4 separate regions of the Homo sapiens genome follow, and all the other regions are linked to region 1. The links are chromatin loops, found by intact Hi-C in ENCODE. Cell type or tissue: chondrocyte. All regions are shown on one strand. Each heading gives the region's core, and the rest is flanking DNA. Links, peaks and the distances in the headings are about the cores only. Region 1 holds the start of LURAP1L (leucine rich adaptor protein 1 like). Region 2 has its middle 16 kb from the start of SNORD137. Region 3 has its middle 120 kb from the start of SNORD137. Region 4 has its middle 51 kb from the start of SNORD137.

Evidence for each region. Peaks named below come from ENCODE experiments on the same cell type or tissue, not always from the same donor. Only the 100,000 strongest peaks of a DNase experiment are listed, where the experiment ranks them.
Region 2: a loop joins it to region 1, with 5 times the contacts of the local background. A loop is called at or near these places in 5 of 110 quality-filtered maps.
Region 3: it touches region 1 in a loop (5-fold over the local background); 5 of 110 quality-filtered maps call a loop at or near these places.
Region 4: a loop joins it to region 1, with 4 times the contacts of the local background. A loop is called at or near these places in 2 of 110 quality-filtered maps.

The regions. Positions count from the first base shown.
Region 1 is chr9:12,772,784-12,779,196 of GRCh38, reverse strand. It overlaps LURAP1L (leucine rich adaptor protein 1 like), which reads right to left and starts at 4,177. Exons shown (of 2, transcript NM_203403.2): 1 at 3,170-4,177. The coding sequence starts at 3,481. All of the region lies in intron 2 of LURAP1L-AS1 (LURAP1L antisense RNA 1), which reads left to right. In chondrocyte, for the core only: a CTCF peak has its summit at 2,772; DNase peaks (open chromatin) are centred at 2,696, 3,146 and 3,626.
Region 2 is chr9:12,985,077-12,991,489 of GRCh38, reverse strand. No RefSeq gene overlaps it. Among named protein-coding and RNA genes, the nearest start is that of SNORD137, 16 kb to the right of the region's middle. In chondrocyte, for the core only: a CTCF peak has its summit at 3,027 (motif pointing right); no DNase peak of the experiment used is centred there.
Region 3 is chr9:13,085,082-13,091,494 of GRCh38, reverse strand. No RefSeq gene overlaps it. Among named protein-coding and RNA genes, the nearest start is that of SNORD137, 120 kb to the right of the region's middle. In chondrocyte, for the core only: CTCF peaks have their summits at 2,140, 2,342 and 2,544 (motif pointing right); no DNase peak of the experiment used is centred there.
Region 4 is chr9:12,918,624-12,925,036 of GRCh38, reverse strand. No RefSeq gene overlaps it. Among named protein-coding and RNA genes, the nearest start is that of SNORD137, 51 kb to the left of the region's middle. In chondrocyte, for the core only: CTCF peaks have their summits at 2,440 and 2,640; no DNase peak of the experiment used is centred there.

The sequences.
Region 1 (6,413 bases), core at 887-5,886:
TCTCACCAAAGTAACCAAATGTAGTAGTACACCCTTATCTATGGCTTTGCTTTTAGTTACCTACAGTCAACTGCAGTCTGAAAATATTATAGTATTTTGAGAGAGAGAGAATGAGAGAGAAAGAGAGAGAGAGACATTCACATAGCAATACACTGTTTTATTTTATTGTTAGTTATTATTGTTAATCTCTTACTGTGACTGATTTATAAATTAAACTTTACAATAGGTACGTACGCATAGGACTAAACAGTCTATATAGGCTTTGGTACTATCCACAGTTTCAAGCATCCATTGGAGGTCTTGGAACATATCTCCCATGGATAAGGTGGGCTACTGTATTGGTTTAAGTTCCTCAGATTTCCTGGACTACCTGACATTAGGCTCTACAATTCTTTCATACATGCTACTTCAATCAGCAGCATGCTTAGCACATAGCATGTGTTTAATAAAAGTTAAATTTAAAATAAAAATCAAGATTTCCAGTTGAACTGAAGCTAGGGAAACCTACACATATTTTGTGCGTTAGTTTGTTTGGAAACATCGTCTCTACAGAGAGTATCTGATGACATGGGAGATGACATGATAGAGTCAGTCTGGTGGAGAAGATATCTAGGCCTTCATCAGTCCCAAATCCACATTATCCATGTAGGGCTGCTTTTGTAAGATCAACGGAACCCATGTCATTGATGTAATGCTCATTACTGCCAGCATCCTTACTGTTTTTGAATATCTATGTAATAGTTGTTTTTCTTATATTATTTCACTGAATTCTTAAAATGCCTTAATGGAGATGCTCTTATTCCTATGTTAACAAGAAAGCTGAGTCTCAAAGTGGTTCTATAACTTGTTCAGTGCCACACACTAGTGAGTGAAAAAGCCATGACTAGAATGAGGGCCACAGAGAGCGGGACAAGCCTTTTTGCCGGGGAAGATAAGCTAAATGTCTCCCTAGACAGGCAGCCCTACATCCTATTGGGTCTTATTGATATCCTGACTTGCTCTAGACTTGTCTGAAACCCTGGTTTATCTGGCTTCAAAGCTTACGAAGCTTCCACCAGACCAGAGGACCATCATTTGAGTAGTGATGAAATATTCTCCAAAAAACAACAACAAATGCGACAAATTATCAGGGACCTTAGAGACTCTCAACATAAATCCCAGTTTCAGAAATTGTGTCTCAAAAAAGTAAAGTCTTAATAAATATTAGGTTGGTGCAAAAGTAGTTGTGGTTGCCATTAAAAGCAATGGCAAAACAGCAATTACTTTTCCACCAACCTATAAAAAAAAACTAATTGTGATTCATCACTACAATAGAAGGTAAAATGTATACTCACGTTACCATGGAAATAAACATCATCAGTTTAAAAATTCTCACAAAACTTGTGACTTCTCTACAGGACAACATGGTTGTGCATCCTAAGTGGAACGTAATTATTTTTGTCAGAAAATGATCTTCACATACATACCAATCATTCCTTGGGACAGGGTGGGGTTCATCGGTTTTTGGAAATGTTACTGTTTTCAAGTTATATATAAATACTCTAAATTGTGTCTGAGTGTCCAGCAAAATGACAGTATTATCTTTGATGTGCTATCAGTGAGCTACTGAGAAAGAAAATATGTTTCAACAAGATTTATTTATTAGATTAAGTGAATATATTAACATTCCATGGGTAAAATTACAGAAGACATGGTTAGGAATAAAATTTCCTCATCTCCTTGATGTCTTCGTCCCTCATATTAAGTCCTTAATTTGCAGAGTTAGCAACATTCTTAATTCCTTGTACAAGAAATTTTCTTGTGGAAAATAGTTTTACCTGTTAGTCTCCACACGTATGTCTGATCTTTGTGATACGGTATCAGGCATCCCCTGACCTGTTGGTTTGTCATCTTTTCCATTTTATCTTTTCATCTATTTTGCAAACTCATCAAGATGACTTCCACTTTCCAGCTTCTCCATTATGTACCTAAGGGTTGTCCTTAAATTTTTGTCCAACCTAAAAAATAACAATCACTAAATGATAGAACTCTATAATAACTAAACGATAGAATGATAGAAATAATTTCCAGCATTCCTGTCGGAGTGATAGAAATCTCCTAGCCTACTTTGAAGCAAATCAAAAGCAACTGTGAAGTTAATTTAATGAAATTATTTTCTCTTTTTGAGGCCCACTGTTGCAACTTTCCTTATCTCCAAGCTAGTAGAAAATGCTGTTGCTTTGTGGTCGTTTTTTTCAAAGGACTTAGGGAGGGATCATTTTCTCTAACCAGCTCATCAAATTCACAGAGGTCTACAGAAGTGAAGTGACGTGCCCAAGAGCTCATGGCAAGTAAATAGTGTCTTAGTCTAAATACTTCCAGAATGAGTATTCCTAGACCTTGTACTTATCTCATTGTCCTATGCTCAGGCAAACGTTTGCAAACAGCAGGGAAAACAACTGCAGATTGAGACTTGAGGGAGAAGGGTGGGAGATGGTCCTTAGCAGATCCCTGGGCCTGGGGATCACCTGCTCCCTGGGATCAAAATAGTGAAACAAGCTATTCATAAGTACATCAAGGACGAGTAGGCCATTGTTTTCAGAACCAGCTGTGGAGAATCTGCTCGACAGTGGCCTTGGAACAGCTGCGGCTGCTGCACCAAGAAGGGAGGGCAGGAGGGCGGAGCGGTACTGGTGGAAGGGTGAGCTAGGAGGAAAGGCTGCAAGGACCCTGCCACGCCACCTCCCGGCAAACCAGGAAGTATTTTTGCAGTAAGTGCATTGGACTGAGCCACCTTTTGAACCTACCCGAAGTGTTAACAGCGCACAGCAGGCCTTAGATGGGTGCAATAACTGCAAACTCTCAACGGGCTGGTGCCTAAGAGGCTACGGGCTGGCAGCTAAATAGAGCCCGGCGCAGTGAGTCGCGTTGTCCGAAAGTACACAGAGTGGAGCCAGCCGACTGTGCTGTCTTTGCAAACCGTGACCGAGCAAAGTCCGCGGTAAACAAGCCTCGCAGCAGCTGCCTCCGGATGAGCGCCCCCTGCTCATTCCTCCACCCAGCATTTCCCACGCGCCCAGCGCTCCGCTCTGCAGCCCCTGCCGTCCTCTCTCCCAGCCCCATTCTCAGATCGCCCCATCTTTTGGCCCAGCCCAGGTCCCAGCCCCCGCGGCTGGCGCACCACACTCACCATCTCTTGCCTGAGGAGGTGAAGCTTGGTTTCTAGCCTCTCCAGGGCGCTAGAGTGGCTACCTCGTGGGGAGCCAGAGGTTGGGGAGGACGAAGAGGAGGACGACAAGGAGGGAGGGAAGCTGCAGTAGCTGCTGCTGCTACTGCAGCCGCCGCCGCCGCCGCCACCACCACCGCTCCCCCCGCAGGGGTCCCTGTCCCTTTCCCTGGGAACCGGCTCCTCCCCACGGAGAGAGCGCACTAGACTCTCGGGTACTTTGCGCCCCAGCTTCAGCTCGATGTCTCTGAGGTCTGGCAGCGGGCTGTCTTCCATGACTTTTCCGGAACGGCGATAATAGTAATAAAACGCAGCAGATGAAAGGCAGCCACGGCTTCGAAGGCTGCTGCGAAATCAGCAGACCTCTCCGGGGGCCAGGGTCTCTATCCTCCGCCGCTCCGGTGTACCGTCCTTTCCATAACCGCCTATGCGGTATCAGCCCTGAAATCCGCACAGGACGCGGGGGGTCGCAGCTGCAGTTCCCAGTCCGCTGCGACTCCTCCGACACTAAGATGATCAAGATCTCCTCATTCTCTCTCTTTTTGGCCACCTCACTGCAAAGTTGAGTTCACTGATATTGCAGACAGAGGGGGAATAAAGAGGGGGAAGTAGTGAAAGAAAAGAGAGGGAAATTAAATCTGTTTTAGCTTTACCAAGGGAAAATTTTCACATTATAAAACCGTCCGTTCACATCCCTGCGCCGCTCACTGACTGCCCATCTGGTACTACGCGACACAAAATAATGATGCAGCCAGAAACGATGTCCTGGGTCGTTTCATTTTCCAGCCATATGCCTCCAAGCTTTCGGGATATCCTGGGTTGTCAGAAATAATCTCTGGTCAGTGAAAGAGGAGTTCGGTCGTGTGCATGGACCCATAAAAAAGAGCTAGTTAGCTTAGCAGGAGTTTAACGGCTTCCTTGATGCAGCAAAAATGTCCTTCTTCCCATTTAGGCTGTTTGATCCAAGTCATTGTGTTCCTCTGAGCCTCGGAAACTTTAAACTCCGCTGGCAGGTGGACCAAACCAGGACCAACCCTTCTACCGTATATCACAGACAAGAAGAGCAACCGGAATTTTCCCAACCCTGTCGCTAGTAGCAGAGTTTCAAAGCCCTGCTTTAGTTAGGAATACCAGTTGATTTTTCAGTTTTCCTGACTAGCTACAACCTTTAAAACAGGTTTTAAAATGAGAGATAGAGGAATGACTTTATATTTGGTGTCTTCGTTTCCCATCTCTCTACCTTCCTCAAAGGAAAAACAAACAGAAAACCTCTCTTTAGAAGACTTTCCTAATAATTTTATTCTAATAAAAAGAGTGAAACAATTTCATCAAAAGTTCAATGGAAATGTACAATCAAAATTAATTATCCTACCAACTGTTACAGTATGCAAACAAAAGTGAAAAATTAAATAGCCAGAATAACTTACATGACTGCTGAGATAGCAGTGAAATTTTAAGAACAAGCAATTGCTGAGATACTTACTTTTATTTTAATTATGGAAGAAAAAATATTGGGAATAACTATTTAAAATGTTGTCTTCTTTGATAATTTATCTATAAATTAATTTATAGATTTTTTCAACTATACAAATTGTACAATTAATTGTATAGTTGAACAATTGTACAATTTATTAATTTGTACAATTGTACAATTCATTAATCTGAAATACTTCTACCAAGTAAGTTATTATGAGCTACATGGATTACAGATCTGAATCAGCATTGAGTTTGTGTCAAAAATGTTTAAGTAGAGGATACTAATTTCAATCCAGTAAACTACAATTTTTGATTTCCATTGAAATATTTCAAAGTATGTGCCCCTCTATTTCTGTGACATATAAGTATTTGTGTTCCTGGTCACTCCGAGGCTCCATTTCCAGAGACATCATTCAGGTTTTACACTTGTAGGAACATAGGTATATACATCTCAGAGTTTGTTTTTATCATATCTGACTCTAGGAAACCTTATACGTAGAGGAAACATACGCATTCTAAATGAAATATTTCATGTCAGGGAAAAAATGCTGAACTTTCTATCAACATGCCAGAAATTTGCATGCTATTTCTCCCTTTTAAAAAGAAATGAAGAAAATAGTTATAAGTTAGATGACCCATTTCAAAGTTAGAACTACCACTTACAGAATCAAGGGAAAACAAGACCAAATCCCAGCTAACTGATAAAACTACATGCTTGGTCCTAAATTTGGAAAAACACAAGCTCGTTGCATAAGAATTGCACTGTGGCATGTAATTATGAAAGGCTTGTGTTTCAGTCAAGAACAGTTTATTATTACAAAACCCTTACAAAGTTCAGCATAAGGCTGGCTAAGTGCAGTTTATAGATGAAATATCTAGCTAGAAATTGGTCAGTAAAAAACAAATGTCAAATTATCGTGTGTCAATATAGAAAAATGGGACACCTCTTCTGCTATGAATCACAGACTGCAAAATCAGTATTTGAGGCTGAGGATAATTTAATATATACGTATATGTATGTATATATGTATATAGTTTTTTAAAGAAGTCTGCAGGAGAAACTCCTCTGAGAGTAAAAGTGTGATGTATATGCAAAGTAACTTTGTTCCAGTGAAATATAAAAAAATGTAAACTTTTGAAGGAAAGCTTAGTATGTCAAGCTTTAAATTTTTTTTCGGTTAAATGCCTATTGACATTTTAGTTTAAAATGAAGACATTTTGAATGATGCTTTAGCTAGTTTTCAGAATATATTAAAATCATTGAATGTTTATGGATCTATAATAGATTGTTGTTAATGCTACCATAACTGCTTTATGTGGTTTAATCTGAGGACATTTCTTACTCAAACTATTTGAAAACTTTTTTTTTTTACTTTGGTTCTTGAGCATGTGTTTTGTTTGTTTGTTTTCAAGATTCTCAAGAAACTGAGTCAGCCTGGGCAATATAGCGAGACCCCACCTCTTCAAAAAATTTAAAAATTAGCCAAGCATGGTGGCATGCACTTGTAGTCTTAGCTAAGGGGTTAGGGGTGAGGGAGTGAGGCCAGAAGATTGCTTGAGTCCAGGGGTTCGGGGTTGCAGTAAGCTATTATCAAGCCACTGCCCTTTAGTCTTTGAGACAGAGTGAGAAACTGCCTCAAAAAACAAAAACAAAAATAAAAACAATAAACATACAAAAATGCCCACAAACAACAAGGACAAAAATGTGTGAGATGTTTTACCAATTGCTCTT
Region 2 (6,413 bases), core at 543-5,542, 210 kb before region 1:
CAAATTCAAAGGTCAGTTTTAATTCTCATGTAATCAACCTGTTACAACCATTTGGTTTGAATTGCTAGCCCCCATCCTTTTTGAAAAAAATTGTTCATTTGTCACCCGAGTTGCACCTCTCTTGATTTTCATTCACCATTCTTTCTCAGTTTTCTTTTCTGGTTCCTCTTCTTTTCCTTAACTTTTAAATATTGAAATACTCCGGGGCTTAGTTCATGGAATGGTCTTGGGTTTTCACTGAGCCCTAAACAATCTTATCCAGTCTCATAGCTTTAAATATCATATTTTTACCAAATTTATATCTGCAGCCAAGATTGTTCACTCAACATCCACACTTGGACATACAACTGCTTACTAGGCTTTCTACTATAGTATCAAACTTAATATGTCCAAAACAAACTCTTATTTTTTTTTCCCACTCCAAACTTCCTACTCATATATTGTTTCTCACATTGGTAAATGCCGTCTTTATTCTCTGGTTACTTAGACCAAAAATTGATATATAAAACTTAATTTTCTTTCATCTTCACTTCCAGTAGATCAGCAAATCTGATGGCACTACCACTCAAAGAGATGCAAAATACAAATGTGATTGTTAATACCAAGTGCCAACTTGATTGGACTGAAGATTTACTGACTTCATGTCAGCATTTAAGTATTGTTAACTTTATGGTATAGTATTTGGGTTGGGGATTTGTGCGTTTCTGGCTGTACGAAGGATAGTTGTATTATGTTAGGCATAACTATGACCTTATTATTTTCTTTATTTGAAGATTAAGTATGATCTCAGGAGATGAGTATGGGTTCAAGTTGACAAAGGGTGGACTTATGAAGGTTAATACTGAGTGACAACTTTATTGGATTGAAGGATACAAAGTATTGATCCTGAGTGTGTCTGTGAGGATGTTGCCAAAAGAGATTAATATTTGAGTCAGTGGGTTGGGGATAGCAGATCCACCCTTAATCTGGTGGCCACAATCTAATCAGCTGCCAGCAAATATAAAGCAGGCAGGAAAATGTGAAGAGGTGAGACTGGCCTAGCCTCCCAGACTACATCTTTCTCCTGTGCTGGATGCTTCCTGTCCTCAAACATCAAACTCTGAGTTCTTCAGTTTTGGGACCAGACTGGCTCTCCTTGATCCTCAGCTTGCAGACAGCCTATTGTGGGAGCTTGTGATCATATAAGTTAATACTTGATAAACTATTAACTTACATATATATCCTATTAGTTCTGTCTCTCTAGAGAACCCTGACTAATACAACAACCAGTTCTCATCATTTCTATAACAGCTACACTGGTCCCTGCCATCACATGGAACTTTGTCTTAGTTTCTGCTTTTGCTCTCTTCCCTTTTGTCTATTGCCTGTATAGCAGCTGTGTAATCCAGAATAAAAACATAAATGAGATTATGTTACTCCTTTTCTCAATGCATTTCACTGAGAGTTGAATGCAAAGTTCTTAACCTAGCCCACAAGGCTGCACATGCTTGAATGTCTCACAGCCTCTCTGATCTCATTTCCTATCATTTTTCTCCTCACTCACTCTGTTCTAACCATACTAGCTTATCTGCCATTCCTTGTACTTACTGAGTGCATTCCTACTACAAAGGCTTTGCACTTGTTCTCTTTGCCTGAGAAGTGCTCCTTTGTATAATCATGGGGCTCATTCCATGACTTCCTTCAGTGCTCTGCTCAGATATCACCTCTCCTAAGATGCCTTCCTTGGTCACTCCATATACAATAGCTGCCAGTCATTCTTCATTGTCCCTATTCTGCTTTATTTTTGTCATAGCACTTATCACATCTGACATAATATTTACTGATTTTTTGTTTTATTATTTTCCTTCACTAGAATATTGGCTTCATGAGGGTAGGGACATTGATCACTTTGGTCACTGCTGAATCCCCAAGGCTTGGAACATCTTGAAACACAGCTCTCAGTAAAATTTTGTTGAATCATTGTATTGTTAAAAAAGAAAAAAACTTATTTTAGTCTTCAGACCCACTGAATGAGGTACATATTGAACATTATCTCCCTCTACCTTGTAGGTGAAAAATTAAGGCCCAGCAAAGCTAAGTAAGTTTTGGAGTTTATTCAAATGCAACTGCTTCTGTCTTTTACTATTACTATTATTATTGGTTTTAATTCTAGCCACTATGCAATGGTGACTCCTGCTGACTGAGCAGGCCTGCTGGGAAAAACAAATGAGATAAAGTGAAAATACCAACAGGCACAATATCTGGTATACTTTTGGTGCTAGACCACTCTCTATTTCTCTTCCTTTCACATGATTTCTTTTTACATTTCTTTTAATGTTTAAATATTATATTTTATATGTGCTTTTTATTGTACACTGATACAAATTGCCTTTGTACATAAGAATGTTTAAAAATTATGAGTTACAGCATGGGCATCATAGTGAGACCCTTACTTTATCAAAAATAAAAAAAATAATAATTAGCCTGTTATGGTGGCATGGAGCCCAGGAGTTGAGGCTACTGTGAGTTATGATTGTGTCACTGTACTCCAACCTGGGTGGCAGAGCAAGATTCTGTCTCAAAAAAATTTTGTGAATTAACAAATTAGCACTGACTTATTTTTATTAGAAAGGTCTTCTATTGTAAAATATACTCATGGTATGTACACAAGACTAGACAAAGTCAGTTCTGGAACAAAAAATAGTGTAATACCTCTGATCATGAGCGTGCCTCACAGTCTTAGTCAAATAGTAGTCTTACAGAAGATATTTTGAAAGACCAAACCGTTTCATAGGTTGTTCAGAAAGTGTCATTAAATGTTATACAAAATAGAACAAATGTGTCCTGGGATAAATCCTAGAAATAACCTGCAGTCATTACACTGTCACTTCTCTGCCTCCAAGCCTGTGCTATAAAATTCGATAAAAAGAGCACTGCAAAATAGAAATGAAAAAGTTTGAATTATCTCTTATAGTTCTATTCTAAAGTGAAGTATAAAGTACATATTCTTTGGAAAAGAGGACCAGGTGATATAAGAATTCCAGAGGAGGGCAGCAAAGATAGACAGTAGAATTAACACAGGTGAAAAGAACAGAGAATCTTACTTTACAAATCCTGTAAATTTTCACAATAGTGAGTGTTCTTATGGTGGAGCATCCCTTACCATTCTGTTATTCATTGGTTTTCTAAAATGAAATATGAAACCACACATAATTAACCTCTTTATCTTAATCTATTTCTGTATCCATTTAAGTATATTTGAAAGGCCTATAGTTGTTTGCACTTCTAAAGAATATTATGGTAGAGTTGTCACAGCTGGAGCTTATATGACTTAATTTAGTCTTTTATTCAACAGATATTTATTGACTGTCTGCTATGTGCATTGCGTTAGGTGGTAGGGATATGACGTTTAATTTCATTGGAAAAATAATGCCTAATTTCTTAAAGCTTTTACCGGGTTAGTGAATTATTCATAAACTGACGTGCATTAGCAGTTATACCCATTGATAGCATTGTCACTATTCACTTATAATCTGATATGAAAATGGAATGAAGTTACAGCTGGCAGACCAGAACTTGTGTTTAACTCTGAACATACCTATAGGAAAGCATGATATTTAGAGCAAAAACATAAACAGCTTAAGAATGGGGTTTTGTAAAATATTTACCTTTGGTTCTAATTTGTGTCTGTGTCACTAGATGATAGACTGGTTCTGGTGAAAAAAAATAGACTAAATAAAATACTTTGATAAAAACAGCTGCATTTTACCTGTTTTTCTAATTCTTATCAGCAAGTTTGATACTCTGAGGTATGACAAGCTTTTTTTTTTTTTGAGGCTTAAGTTTTGTCAGCATATAGTAAATTAAAAGACTATTTGGATGATGCTACTTAAATTTTCAGGCTACAGTATTCTTCCCACTGTGAATACAGTGTATTGTTTAGGCTGCTACATGTTGCTATCAAGTGATAGAAACTATTTATGCAATAGAGCTGTAAAATACTGAATGGCCATAAAGTCTGGAAAACATTTTAATACAATATCATTCAACACATTATGTGCTGTAATGTAATATCAATAACCTATGTGTGAGTGTGTATACCATTATATGTATTCACCTTTGTTTCCAGACTTTATGACCATTTGGTCAAACGATTTAAAATTTAACATTTGAATTCAGCTGTATTTGATTTTTTTTTCTGACTAACTGAAGACTGATAGAAGTTGAGTCAAACCTACTTTTTCAAGTGAAATTTTTAAAGTAAGGAAAAACATTTAAAAAAAATAAAAACCAAGAACAGAGAATACAGTCTGAGTTTTTAATGGTAGGGTATTTTGTCCCTTCAAGAATGTGGTTGGTTCCTGAATCCTCCCTCTATCTTGTTTGCTTGCTACACTGGGCGGCCTGCTCAGGGCTCCAGACACCCAATGTGCTTCTTGCTTCCCATACTTTATATCAAGCTCCTTCGGTAAGCCTGAAATAACCATACCTCTCTTTTTTATCCTTTGAAATCCTTTATGGTTGAGACCAAATATCACTCCTCCCTCTATGTGTCATGGTCAAAAAAGTTTTTGCAACATTCTAATTGATGCACACGTCAGTCCTTCTCTGTGTTCCCCGGTCAATTTTCTGGTCCTTTCTTCATGGAAATTACTTAGCAGATTTTAAGATTCTTGGTGAGAGGATTCTTATGTTCTTCATCTATGTATTATCATCAATGTACCTAACAATTTTCAATAAAATTCTCTCAAACAAATGAAGAGAAATACACAAGAAGTCATCTTAATTTTTTAACCTGTGGTCTGCAGATCTATTTTGTGAGTACCCATGAAAATGGTGGCTGCCTTGTTTATGCTGGAAAATGTTAGCCATGGGGCAATGAGGACAATGAACATAGGAGGCATTGGAGTCCAGGAACCTGAAGTCACACCCTGTCAATGGGATCATATAAGATACTTCAACTTTTTGAGCCTCAGTTTTCTCAAATACAAAATGGGAATCATACAACATATACATTTCAGGCTTATAGTGAAGATTAGAAATAAATCTACAAATCACATAGCAATAATAATTATTATTATATAATGGTTGATTATCTAAAGAATAATGTGCTCTGGATAGTAGAATGTTCCTGTAAATTGAGAATTATAAATTTTCAAGAAAATAGAATAGGTAGTCCTCATTTTCAAAAGATAAACTCTAGAAACACATTTGACTAAGTAAATTCATTAATTTTTCAGAGAAAAAAAAGCCATTTTGGGGGGGATTAGGCTGGTGTGATCCAAACTGTAAGTTGTAGTGTATTGTAGGTTGATGAAATAAATTTAGTAGGTCAAGACCAGCATTACCATATGTAATAGATTAACATTTGATAAAAAAAATTACAGTGCATTTAACTTAATAATGATGAGAATGATTTATGGCAAGCATAGTTAAATTCAATACTTATGCACATGTGTGTTTTAGATAGACATATAAAAGGTATGTCTTATTGGTTGTCATGGTCAACATTTTTGCAGAGCACTCAGCTACAGGATATCAAATAATAAGTTAGTACTTAGTACTTACCAGCTACTTTCTCACAAAAGTAATCATTAGAGGATAAAGGGTTAAGCTGTACTGGCTGGGTAAGACATTAGCTGATACAGAGCACCAGAAGTATTTGAAATCACAAGGGTTTCAAAGCTAAAAATACCTTATGCATAATTCAGCTTTTTTTGGATAATTCATTAACCTTTTATAAATTTTCTAAACCACATAGTCTTTATCATGATTATTAATTATTAGTATACAGAAGTGTTCTGGAAAGATCTAGTTAAAGTGTGCTTTAGTTAAAAGCACAGAAGACTTTCCTATATATGAATGTAAGCCAGGTTGAAATAAAAGAGTTATTGTTTTCCCCATAGTTTATTGAGATGTGTTCCATGCCCCTGAATACAGAGGGGAAAATTGGTTAAAATGAGAATTTCAACCCTCTTTGCTTCAAAATATTTGAAAATATCACATAATGGAAGAATGGCCCGGCCTAGACCAGAGGTTCCTAATTAGGAGTCCATGAGCCACGTTCAATTATATATATTTTTTCTTCTGGTATTTTTCTTGTTTCAGTGAAAATTATTTTTAAATAAATTACTTTTATATAAAATGTTTTGGAAGCAATGTTTCACCCTAAACAAATTGTAGTGAGCCAGGAGATCCTACTGTATAATTTAAATAGTTATAACCATCTTTTTTGTGTTATAATTTCTGTAATGGATTTCTCTTTATAGGCGTTAAATAAAACATGTCCTGACATCAGGCTTGTGGATATCTATCTTTATGTATTTGGTCTAAGTTAATTCGAAAGTGTTAAAATGAGAAATAGAAAATTCACATATTCTATCACTGAAAGCATTGCTGTAAGGCACTACTCACATATTATATGGTTCTAGACA
Region 3 (6,413 bases), core at 459-5,458, 310 kb before region 1:
TGGTTTATTCATTCTTCAAGGCTGAGCTCAGACTCCTTATCCTTCAGAAAGTTTTATGTCAAATGAGCTAATAGGTGTTAAAGTGTATCTTGTCGAAAGTACCTGGAATATAATGAACATATAAAAATAGTAGCTATTATTAATCAGAGTTCATCTTTCTTTTTGCGCTCATAAATTTTTATCTCTGGAACAGTATTTTTCAAATGTTTTATATTACTTATTAAAAAACAAAAATCTATGCTCCAAAAATAAAGTGTTGGAACACTGGTTTAAACACAGTTAAAGAAATTTGTTTTGACAGACTTATCAGAATGTCAAATATAGCAATATATCGTAAATCTTCACTGGGGAACAAAAATATCGAGAGAGATTCAAGCTCCAAGGAATACATTTTTGGGAAACACAGCTATACCACACCAACTCTGAACTGATAGAATTATTTAGCCCCAGAAGGACTGGGGCTCCTTCGGCTTTTTACTTCCATAATGTGTAACAGATGTGTCACAGAGCAGGCTATAATAGTTTTTTTTTCTTTTTAAGTTAGCATGTTGTATAGTATATTTTTCCTACGGAAACTGGACAGGAGTTGAAAGCAAGAAAGGGTCAAGAGGATGTGTTTATTATTTTTGAGGAGTTAACTGAGTTTCGAGTGGTGAAAAGAAAAACCTCTGTGTATTGTCCAACATGCAGGAAGCATGGAGCTGGAGAGGGAAATATTGGGTCAGCTTTTGGCAAATCCACTAAGTTACAACGAAATAATTTAGTTGATATTGGAAGGTTAGAGTGTAAAGTACAAGCCAGTCCTCTCATGGTCAAATATGTTTCTAAGTTGGCTGTTCTTACTCATTAAGTTCTTGTACATGGGTGTATTTTTATATTCCAATTACCTGTTATCTTTCTAGCTTGTTAAATTTGACCAAAACATTGATTATATATACTTCGAGCCAAGAATGCTATCATTCCAAACTCCTTAATAGGCTTAAGAAGTTTTGATTTTCAATACAATTTAAAAATTTATATTACTGAAGAATTTAATACAACCCCCTAATTTTATAGATGAGCCATCTTTAATGTTACCAATAATCTATGGTGAAACTGGGACTAAAACTCAGGTTTTCTGATAATAAGTGACTTTTAATTTAAGACAAGTATTTGAAAATGTTGGTTTTTTTCAAGAATCCAATACTTAAATAATTTATAAAAGTAGCTTATCATGTTAGCTTAATTGAAGGAAATTAAACAAGCATTAATCTTGTACATTTGAAGTTGGTGAAAGGAGATGAATGAATAGTAGCAAATTATTACCATTAATTTATTGAGCTGTACTCTGAAAGTTCCGACATTAAACCATTAGAATATATATAGAGAGAATATATATTAGAATACATATATAGTTCAGACATTAAACCATTAGAATATATATATATTCTAATGTATACAAATTTCTAGCAAGAAGCTACCTGAAATATTTTTCAGCTTCAACTCTTTCCTTAACAGAGTAGGAAAGTGTGGATGAACAATTTGCTTAGCAAGTATTAAAGTTCACTGATTATTACATCATATCTGTGATTTGGAGCTCAGTTAAGTTTTATCTGTTCTCCCCATAGCAATATCAGGCAAATTACCATATCAGTTTATTATTGTGCCAGCTACTAAATCTTGTGACAACTACATAGAAACAAGACTAAACATAAAAGATATTTTGATTACAATTGTGTTTACTGTTGATACAATTCTCTATACAAGCTTGATTAAATGTTTATGTTTGTATAATAGTGATTGTAATATCAAGTTACCAGGCAGAGCCATTTTGTGGATAATTTAATATTTTGTGCACTTAGAAAAGCATGTGTACATTGTATAGTCAATTGGCATATATATGGTTATAAAGCACATTCAGTAAATGGAAGTGCATTGCAAATGGATAAATTTAGATTAGTGATGAACATCATTAAAATGTTTTTATAAGAAGATGCAAGTTCCATTTATAAGGAAATTTTAGTAATAAAAAAGTAAGGATTACCCTACACGTTTTAGAGAAGTAAGTGTAGCAGATGAAATAGCTTACACCCACATTAAAACATGTGGAACACCCCAGGAGCATCAGCCATTTAGATTTCAACAACCAGTGCTCATCTGTGCACGCACAGTGCAACAGTGACACCACCGGGCCAGCTTTCTCAGACTTCTGGGGCTTTTCAAGGTGTTAAAAGGGAACTAGATGCTCACAAGAAATGCAAGAGATTGGGGGAAATGTGCAGACGATTAAAAACTCTGCTTTTAAATTATTGGGGGGGAAAAGAATCTTTCCAGCAATACTTTTAAAGTGCTGGTTCTGTGTTTGATGTGTTTTCCTCATTGACCTGAGTAAACAGAGAAAAAATCCGATGATCATTATGACTGATGAAGTAAACGTGGCTGTTCCTGATACTTCAGGCAATGTTGTCACTTGGTTGAACACCTTCCCATTTGGTTAAAATTCTCCAGGGAAAAATAAACCCACAAGAGAACACATGAAAGCCAGGAAACACCTTAATCTTCTTCTGGAATCCAAACACTAGAGGGCAGTAGAGTCCATGCTACTTCTGCTTTGTTCTCCTTTATCCGTTACCCTCCCCGCGCTCAACCCGCCCCTCCAGCTCCCACCCTGTCCTCCCCCTGATACCGCATCTTTCTCATTTCTTCTGAGTAGCTCTAAGAACTTTTCAGAAAAAGTAAAAGTTCCAGTACTTTTACTTCCAAAGTACTGGAGCATTACATTTTCTCAGAAACTTGTACAAAAGTAGAAAGTAAGATACAACTTTTTCCAGATTTGAGGATGTGGTTATATTCTTTTTGCTTCCATGAAAATTAGCTGTTTTTTAAAGTACATGTTTTGGGCAAAAAGAAGGGTATCGCACAGGCTTTAGTGGTTATTGAAAAAATTAACATCAAGCACTAAATCAATGAATTCTTAAGTCAACTCTTAAGGAATGCCTCCATTTGTAAAAATCCAACTTAAGGTGGGAAAATATAAAAGTGAAAAAGCCAGGCTCTTTGTATTCAGAACAAAACAACAAAAAAAAGAATTCTATATGAAGAACGTAAAATAATAGCTACAGGAAGTACTCAACACTTCTTAGAAGCCTGGCTTTTCATTGATATTACTATTTAGTATCATTGCTGGAATTTCGAAGAGAATAATGACCTTTTTAAATACATTTTTCCCCCGATTTTCTTTTTCTTTCTGTCCTCTAACATAAAGTTTTTATTTCTGGGTAAATGAAATATTTGGTTGAATTTTTTTTTTGATGTAAGTTTAAATGGATTTTGAGAGTGCTTATTTTGTGTTTTATTCAATAAAGTTATGTTGTAATACTTCACTGATAAAAGTAAAATCAGGCCGGGCGCGGTGGCTCACGCCAGCACTTTGGGAGGCCGAGGCAGGCGGATCACGAGGTCAGGAGATCGCGACCATCCTGGCTAACACGGTGAAACCCCGTCTCTACTAAAAAAATACAAAAAAAAATTAGCTGGGCATGGTGGCGGGCCCCTGTAGTCCCAGCTACTCGGGAGGCTGAGGCAGGAGAATGGCGTGAACCCAGGAAGCGGATCTTGCAGTGAGCGGAGATCGAGCCACTGCACTCCAGGCTGGGCGACTGAGCGAGACTCTGTCTCAAAGAAAAAAAAGAAAGAAAGAAAGAAAGTAAAATCAGTTTTCAAGTTTCCGTTTCCAACTCAGTGACTGTCACTGCAGCCTTCAGCATTTTGTGCATAAATTTTCCCCTGAAGAATAAAAAGTAACCTTAGCTGGTATCTTTGGCCTTGAAACACTCAGAATTAATTTTTTCTATAAATATAGAAATGCTACTTTTACTTACTGAAGAATGGAATGCTCTGGAGACATCTTGAAGAACTATGAGGCCTCATAATGAGATTTCCTTAGAAAACTCAATTAGACATTGTTAGGCCTTAACCTATATTTTTGAAAGACTATCTATTCGCAATAACAGTGCTGTGCATAGAGTAGATTCTCAATTTTTGAACAACATGAACATCCATTGAGCATATCCAAATTCCAAAAACTATGCTAGGTACACTTATCCCTGCCTGATAGGGGCTAAAAATCTCTAAATTAATAAATAGTGTTGCTAAGTCTAAGATAAATTAAGTTTAACACTCTTATGGTATTTGGCTATTTTTTTGTAAGATCTCCACTGTCCTGACAAAAGTCCTGCCTGACACATACTTATTTTTTTTTCAATGACAGGCATACCTCAGAGATGTTGCAGGTTTGGTTCTGGACAACAACAATAAAGGGAATATTGCAATAAAGTGAATCACGTGAATGTTTTTGGTTTCCCAGTACATATAAGTTACCTTTACATTATGCTGTAGTCTACTGAGTGTGCAAGAGCATTGTGTCTAAAACATGTATATACCTTAATTTTAAAATATGCAATTGCTAAAAAATGCTAACAATCATTTGAGCATTGAGTGAGTTCTAATCTTTTTCTGGTGGAAGGTCTTGCTTCAATACTGATGGCTGCTGACTGATCAGGGTGGTGGTTTCTGAAGCCTGGGATGGCTGTGTCAATTTCTTAAGACAACAATGAAGTTTGCCTTGTTAATTTGACTATTCCTTTCATGAAAGACTTCTCTGTAGCATGTGATACTGTTGGATAGCATTTTAGCCACAGTAGAACTTCTTTCAGGATTGGAGTCAATCTTCTCTAACTCTGCCACTGCTTTATCAACTAAGTGTACATAATGTTCTAAATAACTTGTTGTCATTTTAACAATGTTCACAGTATCTTCACCAGGAGTGGATTCCATCTCAAGAAACTGCTTTCTTTGCTCATCCATAAGAAGCAATCCTCATCCATTCAAGCTTTATCATGAGATTGCAACAATTCAGTCCCATCTTCAGGCTTCACTTCTAATTCTAGTTTTCTCACTATTCCCACCACATCTGCAGTGACTTCCTCCACTGAAGTCTTGAACTTTTGAAATCAACATCTTCCAAAAGAAATTGGAGTTTGGAAGAAACTCCAAATGGTCATATTTTGACTTTCTTCCATGAAGCACAGATGTTCTTAAGGGCATCAAGAATGGTGAATCCTTTCCAGAAGGTTTTCTATTTACTTTTCCCAGATCCATTAGGGAAATCACCATCTGTGTGTGCCTGTAATCCCAGCTTCTTGGGAGGCTGAGGCAGGAGACTCGCTTGAACCTGGGAGGCAGAGGTTGCAGTGAGCCGAGATCGCACCACTGCACTCCAGCCCTGGTGACAGTGCGAGACTCCATCTCAAAAAAAAATAAAAGGAAGAAGAAGAAGAAAGAAATCACTATCTATGGCAACTATAGCCTTACAAATGTATTTTTTTTTTTCAATAAGACTTGAAAGTCAAAATCACCCTTTGATCCATGGGCTACAGAATGATTATTGTGTCAGCAGGCATGAAAACAAACAACATCTCCTTGTACATCTCCATCAGAGCTCTTGGGTGACCAAGTGCCTTGTCACTGAGCAATAATATTTTGAAAAGAAACTTTTTTTTGGAGCAGGTCTCAACAGTGGGCCTAAAATATTCAGTAAACCATGCTATAAACAGATGTGCTGTCATTCAGACTTTGTTGTTTCATTGATGGAGCACAGGCAGAATAGATTTAGTATAATTCATAAGAGCCGTAGGATTCTTGGAATGGTAAATGAGCATTGAGTTCAACTTAAAAGTCACTGGCTGCATTAGCCCCTATGAACAAAATCAGCCTGTCCTTTGAAGCTTTGAAGCCAGGCATTGACTTTTCTCTAGTGAAAGTCCTTGAAGGCCTCTTCTTCTAAGATAAAGCTGTTCCATCTACATTAAAAATCTGTGGTTTAGTGTAGTCACTTTCATCAATGATCTCAGAGCTTCTGGATAATTTGCTGCAGCTTCTACATCAGCACTTCCTGCTTCACCTTGCCCTTTTATGTTATGGAGATGGATTCTTTCCTTAAACCTCACGAACTAACTTCTGCTAGCTTCTAATTTTTCTTCTTACGCTTCCTCATCTGTCTCAGCCTTCACAGAATTGAAGAGTTAGGGTCTTGCTCCGGATTAGGCTTTGGCTTAATGGAATGGTTTGATCTTCTATCCAAAACACTACAACTTTCTCCATATCAGCAATAAAGCTGGTTAGCTCTCTTACCATTCATGTTCACTGGAGTAACAATTTTAATTTCCTTCAAGAACTTTTTCTTTGCATTCACAACTTGGCTAACTGGTGCAAGAGACTAAGCTTTTGGCCTGTCTTAGTTATCAACATGCCTTCCTCACTCAGCCTAATCATTTCTAGCTTTTGATTTTTTAATTTATATTTGTTTTTATTTTAATTTCTTTTTAAAGACAAGGTCTCACTATGTTTCCCAAGCTGGCATGCAGTGGCTGTTC
Region 4 (6,413 bases), core at 705-5,704, 150 kb before region 1:
GGATTATCTCTCTGGCTTCATCGTCTTCTGGATTTCTGGATAAATCACTGTCAATTACTCTTACTTTAAAGACCCCGTGGGCACACTTTTGCCACATATAATCGAGCTCTCTATGTGAGATCCAGACTCATGTAATTTCCTTTATCTCCATTTATAAGCATTGGCATATTTCTACTGCCCAGAAGATTAGGAAAAGGAGAGTCATCTGTGGCTTTGTTAATATCATTATAACTTACATCTTCATCTCTAACACCCTATATTCTCATGTTCATGGGCAACTTTTCATTCACCCTCAGCCAGGAGAAGTAGTGATGATGATAGAGAAACCCAATGAGCAAATGGAGGAGTGGGGTGGGTAAGGAGGGAAAAACAAAGTAAGCTTCGTTTTCTAATTTATAGATGGAAATAACACCAACCTTGAATGTCAATAAAGATAATGCATATGAAAAAATGCTCAAAAATGAAGTACTACATTCATTTAAGGATTTATTATCTTGCCAATCATGTCAAATTATATTGTCTGCTCCAGGAATGTTTTATCAAGTGGTTCAATCATTGGTTCAATGGTTGGTCTTATTGTTTGACTTTTCTAGTAGTTTCTCATCCCTGGATATACATTAGAATCACTTGAGTATCTTTTAAAAAGTACTGATACTCAAGAAATATTTCATATTAATTAAGGTAAAATCATGGTGATTGGGGCCCATGCCTTAGCATTTTTACAAAAGCTCCCCCAGATTATTCGAAAGCGCAGTCAAGGTTGAAAGAACCTAGGCTATCAAAGAAACATGTTTTCCTCTGTGGTTAAGATAAACCAATTAAGATAGTGAGTAGAAAGCCCTTAATTTCAGGAAAAGGGATCTAAGCCTCTGGACCAAAGATAGCCATGTGACCCTAATACAGTGACCAACGATCTGTTTTGACCACACCTTGGACTTCCAATGCTAAAACTGGTAAAGTTCCAGGCAAATAAGGTCAAGTTGGCCACCCTACATCCTGATCTGGTAGATGAGTTGTACTTTTCTGGGAAGCTTTCTATCCCTTCCTGATTTTAGAGGGATTGTCTTGATAATAAGTTTTTTGCCCTGGATCATCTTGTTCTTTGGCTTTGAACATGGCTATGTGATGACGTGACTTGCTTCTGCAATAATCTGCAACCATGAGAAGAATGTCAAGAGGGCCATGAGAGACATTGACCTGGAGCTCTGCCATGTCTGAGCAGCTAAACCAAAGCCAGAATTCTGCCTACTTCCAGAATTCTTGTCATGTGAGAATGTTTGCTTAAATTATGGTTAGCTAAATTTTTTACTGTTTGGAGGCATAATCTCTCAGTGCATCCAGAGCATAACCATAGAAACTGCATACACTCAGACATTTGTTCTTCATCCCCAAATTGTCTCCAGATTCTGCTCACCACTGTCAGCTTCAAATGTTCCTTAGCTGTCTTGACTTTCTGTTTTGTTTGGCTTGCTATCCCCACACCCACTAACCACTACCACCACCCACCCTTAACTGGAATGCAGGTTGTCTTCCTGACTCTGATCAGCACACACTTGGGAGAGTGACAAGTCTGAGAACACACACCTTGGCACTATATGCTGACACTTGTGGACGGTAGTGCCATCTCCATTGCCTGGACCAGGCCTTGGGGACACTGTGCTTGGTCAGGGGCTGCAGTTTTGACCACTACCTTCTTGTCTGAGAAGAGAAGGGAAATCAAACTAATATCAACATATTGTTTTTGCTTTTTTGAGATGGAGTCTCACTCTGTCGCCCAGGCTGGAGTGCAGTGGTGCGATCTCAGCTCACTGCAACCTCTGCCTCCTGGGTTCAAGCGATTCTCCTGCCTCAGCCTCCCGAGTAGCTGGCATTACAGACATGTGCCACCAAGCCCAGCCAATTTTTGTATTTTTAGTATAGACAGGGTTTCACCATGTTTCCCAGGCTGGTCTCGAACTTCCGACCTCAGGTGATCTATCTGCCTCAGCTTCCCAAAGTACTGGGATTATAGGCATGAGCTACTGTACCCAGCCTATATTGTTGATTAATATTTGATAACCAAGTTGAAAACAAGCTGACAACATCATTGTACCTTAAAGCTCCAGAATATTAAACATGCAGATTCTATTTCATTACTATCTCATTATGCAGAAATGCATATTTCACTTGATGAGTTCTGTGATTGGTCCTCAGTGACAGTGCTTAAAAATTACAACATCCAAGACTCCAAACGCCAAACTATAGAAGCAGGCCTGTGAAACCCAGTGTGTTTTCAAGAGAGAATAGGAATGCAAATGCTGTCAGTCACTCTGCTCTTTTTCCATTGACTCTTCTAGAGAGCATATGTGGCTTTCTGAGAGCCAGAGCTGCACATGTGGATCCTAGCAGAACTGTTCTCTTTGCCAGATCCACATGAGGCTCGAATGGGGCTCAGTCTTCTCTAAAGTGTTCTCACCTGGCTTCTCAGCCAACTGTTGTTGCTTTCCATTTTAATTAAGGGAGTTGAGTTGGCAGCAAAAACTGCACTTGTTCTAATATTGAAATAATTCTTTCCACTACTGCATCATTCCTCCAACATTTTATAGAATGCCCTGAAGTCTAAGAGGTTGGTAAAAACAACTGTCAGCCGATAGGAGGCACAGTCTGTCTCATTCAACTTATTCAGAGCCTGTAATATAAAAATGCATATAGATGCCGTTAAACCTCACAGTAGTAACAGGAAAGGCATCTGGATTGCAGGTACAAAGCTTCACATAGGAAAGCATTGTTCACTGTGGCAGAAGCACTAAAGAAGGAGCACTTTGGTCTTGTCCCTAAGCATGTAACACTCTAACAATTCCCATAATGTTTGGAAGAATGGAGAGATATTACTTGTTATGAAAAAAGCTTATTACTTGGTGATTAAACACACTTAAGGAAGCCAGGGACCGGTGCAAATGAGTTTTTTATTTTACCTTCGATTAAAAACTCAGACCGTGCAAAATGCATGTAAGATGAGCATAAGAGACTCCATCTTTTTTATCTTTATTTCCCCTCAGCTGTATTCTTGTGTTCTGTATCCCGTCACTCCTTTCTACTTTTCTTCTTGGACTTTTGCCCTTGACTGTTGTAGTTTATTTTCACTCATTATTTTCCTTACTGGGGAGGAGTATTGTGTTCTTTTTGCTTAGATCTGTTATTTCCCCCTTCCGCTGTGAGACCCCATGACCATTCTCCTTAGCCCACATGGATGTCTCACCTCACCGCAGGAGTCTTCCTGATCCTTGCAAAACCAGCAATCAGCTCTGCTTCTCCATAGCACTTTGTTCATTCAAGACTTCTCATGTAATATTTTATCATCAATATTTTATCATTTAATATTTTATCAGTTCCTCTTTGGTTTGTCTTTTCCAGCAAATGGTGAGCAAATTGAGGGCAGGTACAATATTCTGTTCTCTGAATCCTCAGCACCATCTGCTTTGCCTCACAAATAGTAAATGCTTGATAAAGGTCTGTTCAGTTAAACTGAAGTACCAAGAGAACATTATTCTATAATCTCCTTGCCAGTAAAATTTAGATACATATTTACATACCCCACAGGATTGCTCAAATAAGACTAACTATACATAACATTATAACATCCATGAGGGGTGGACAAGGCATATGATCTGACCAAGTGTACTCTGAAATATTACTTTCTTTCCTCTACCAATCTTGTTTTTCTAGTTTGAATTATTTGGTGGCCAGAAGTCTGTCTTTAGGATAGAGGTGGGATGCAATGAAAAGAGAGATTGGAGCAACCTATGCTATTTGACCCAAAGTTTATAACACCAAGAACATCAATGTTAGGAATTATATAAAATAATTATATAAAATAGACTTGTAGAAAAGAAGAAAATTTAGAAAGAATGGGAGCAAACTAGAAAAAGCAAGAACTTTGAAATTCACTATTTGTGTCTCTAATAAAATACTCCCTTTTAAAATACTGTTTTCTGGATTAATTCATCTCTCTTTCCTCCTATATTTATTGCTGAATATTAAAAGATAATTTTTCATTACTAATATTTCTTCTTTGGTTATCTGGTTACTAAAAAGTAAGTAGTTGGAAAAATTATGTCATAACCATATAACCAAGATGCTGTCAAAGTAATAATTTTGGTTGTGTTATATATATGTAATATATGATCAGAATAATTGGACATTGTTTACATTATTTCATGTGTCTACATTTTGTAATTGGGATGAGAATTGCTTTAAGTGTTTTATTAATTAGTTTCCAGTGTATGCATAGAATCAAAATAAAAGCTGTTCTTTTTGAAATTCTTTCTCAAAAAAAGTCTTGTTATTACAGTGGAATGAAAATCTATCCAAATCCTTCCTCTGCAGATGGTTTATAAAGATTTGGAATGTTCCATCAATGGAAAAACTGACCAACTATGGTGAAGCCTCCTGCAATTCTCATTTTAGTACCTAATGTTACAGAAAAGGAGCCCTTATTTTGACTTTGTTTTGCAACGTATAGAGCCACCTTTATTTTCTTTTAGTGTTTTAAAATCCATAATGGAAGTAGATTTTTTTAACCTTTTATTATGGAAAATTTCAGACATCGTTTGAATAAGAAGAGTATAGTAAACACCCATACACCCATCACTCACTTCTACAATGATCAGCTCATGGCCAGACTGGTTTCCTCTAAACTCCCACTCACTCTCCCAAGCAATTTTTTGATATCATGCCATTTCACCTATGAATATTTCCATATGTATCTCTAAATGACAAGAACTCTCCTTTTAATCATCACCCCAATAGTGATCAGCCCCCCTTAATGTTAAATATTTTGTCAGTGTTTACATTCCACATGGTTTTTTAAGTGATGTTTGTATTGTTACCCAAATGCTGTCCATACATTGCGTTGATTGATATCTCTTATATTGTTTGTATTCTATGGGCTGTCATCCCATCTCTCATTTTTTTCTTTGTTTGCTTATATTTCTCTTACTGCTAATTTAGTCTTCTTTTCCATAATGATTTGATTTCTTATATTTCTAAGCCTTTCCTTTGTTCTTTTCACTTCTTTTCAAATTCTGTTCTCAAATTACTTCATTTCTAAGAATTTTATATTGTGATTTATGTTCTTTCATAGATTTTTTAAATTAGCTTTTTTCCAACTAGTTTTGAAAAAGCATCTTAGCAGCTCTAAACTAATTTGTGAGCATTTGTGTTTTACGGGCGCACATTTATTGTCTGTAGAGGAGTTATGTACTCCTCATTCTCTCTCTGTCTCTCTCTCACAATATTATATTGGATTCAATTATCATCCTTTCCTGCTGCTCACTTTTTAGTAAAATAAGTCCCTGATGGGGCATTGCTTTAGAATAAAATATGTATATAACAAAATTTTTGAGTGTCTACATTGAAAAAAGGAAAAATAAATAGGTAAAATTAATTTTAAAATGTTTTAACCTAATATATCTATAATATTATCATTTTAACATCATAGAAAACTGTATATGATGAATTATTAGAATTATTGATTATCTAATATAAAGTCCATATAAATTATTAAAGGGAATATATATATATTATCAGTATAAAAACAATATAATATTCTATATGAATCAATATGAAATGATTAATTCAATATATATTTTTTTCATACTAAGTTTTCAAAAACATATATAAGTACAGCACATCGCCATTTGGACTAGCTACAGTTCAAATTACATAATCAACAGAACAGTTCTAGGATTCCTATCCACTGTGATAAATTCATACATGGCCTTGTATTTTCTGAAATCTTCCTTCTCTACTACTTTGCCCCTTTCATTTGGATTTTACTTTTAATTTTTTGCCATGGTAATTCCAATAATGCTTAGTTTGAACTTTATTCTTCGTAGTTTCTCACCGGAAGGGGTGTTATCTTGGGCAGATATATCAGTTTATTAGTGTTAGGAAGTTATTGGGTCCAGACTCAGACTATCCGTCAGAACTTCTCAAGGCCTCCTTGCTCTAGCCTGCCCATTGGAGCCTCAGTGTCCTCTCCTACCTGCTACTGCTCTAGCTGATGACATTTTGATAGTTCTCAGACTCTCAGACCTGTTACAAGCTCCTTGTCTTCTGCTTCATTTTGCAAAGTCATTGATACTACGTCTCATCTCTAGTGGTGATTTGTCTCCTTTTGTTTGTATTTTGGGATTCCTGGTGATTCCTTTCCACCTAGCTTTGTTGTAGATGTTTTCAACTTGGTTATCAAGTATTAATCAACAATATAGGCATCCAGTAGCTCACGCCTGTAATCCCAGCACTTTGGGAGGCCAAGGCAGGCAGATCACCTGAGGTCAGGAGCTCTACTCTGTTTTTTTCAATCACATTTACTCTGTTTTTGTACAGGAGCATCCAAAGAGAGAAATAACAACACCAAATTCTCCTACTGC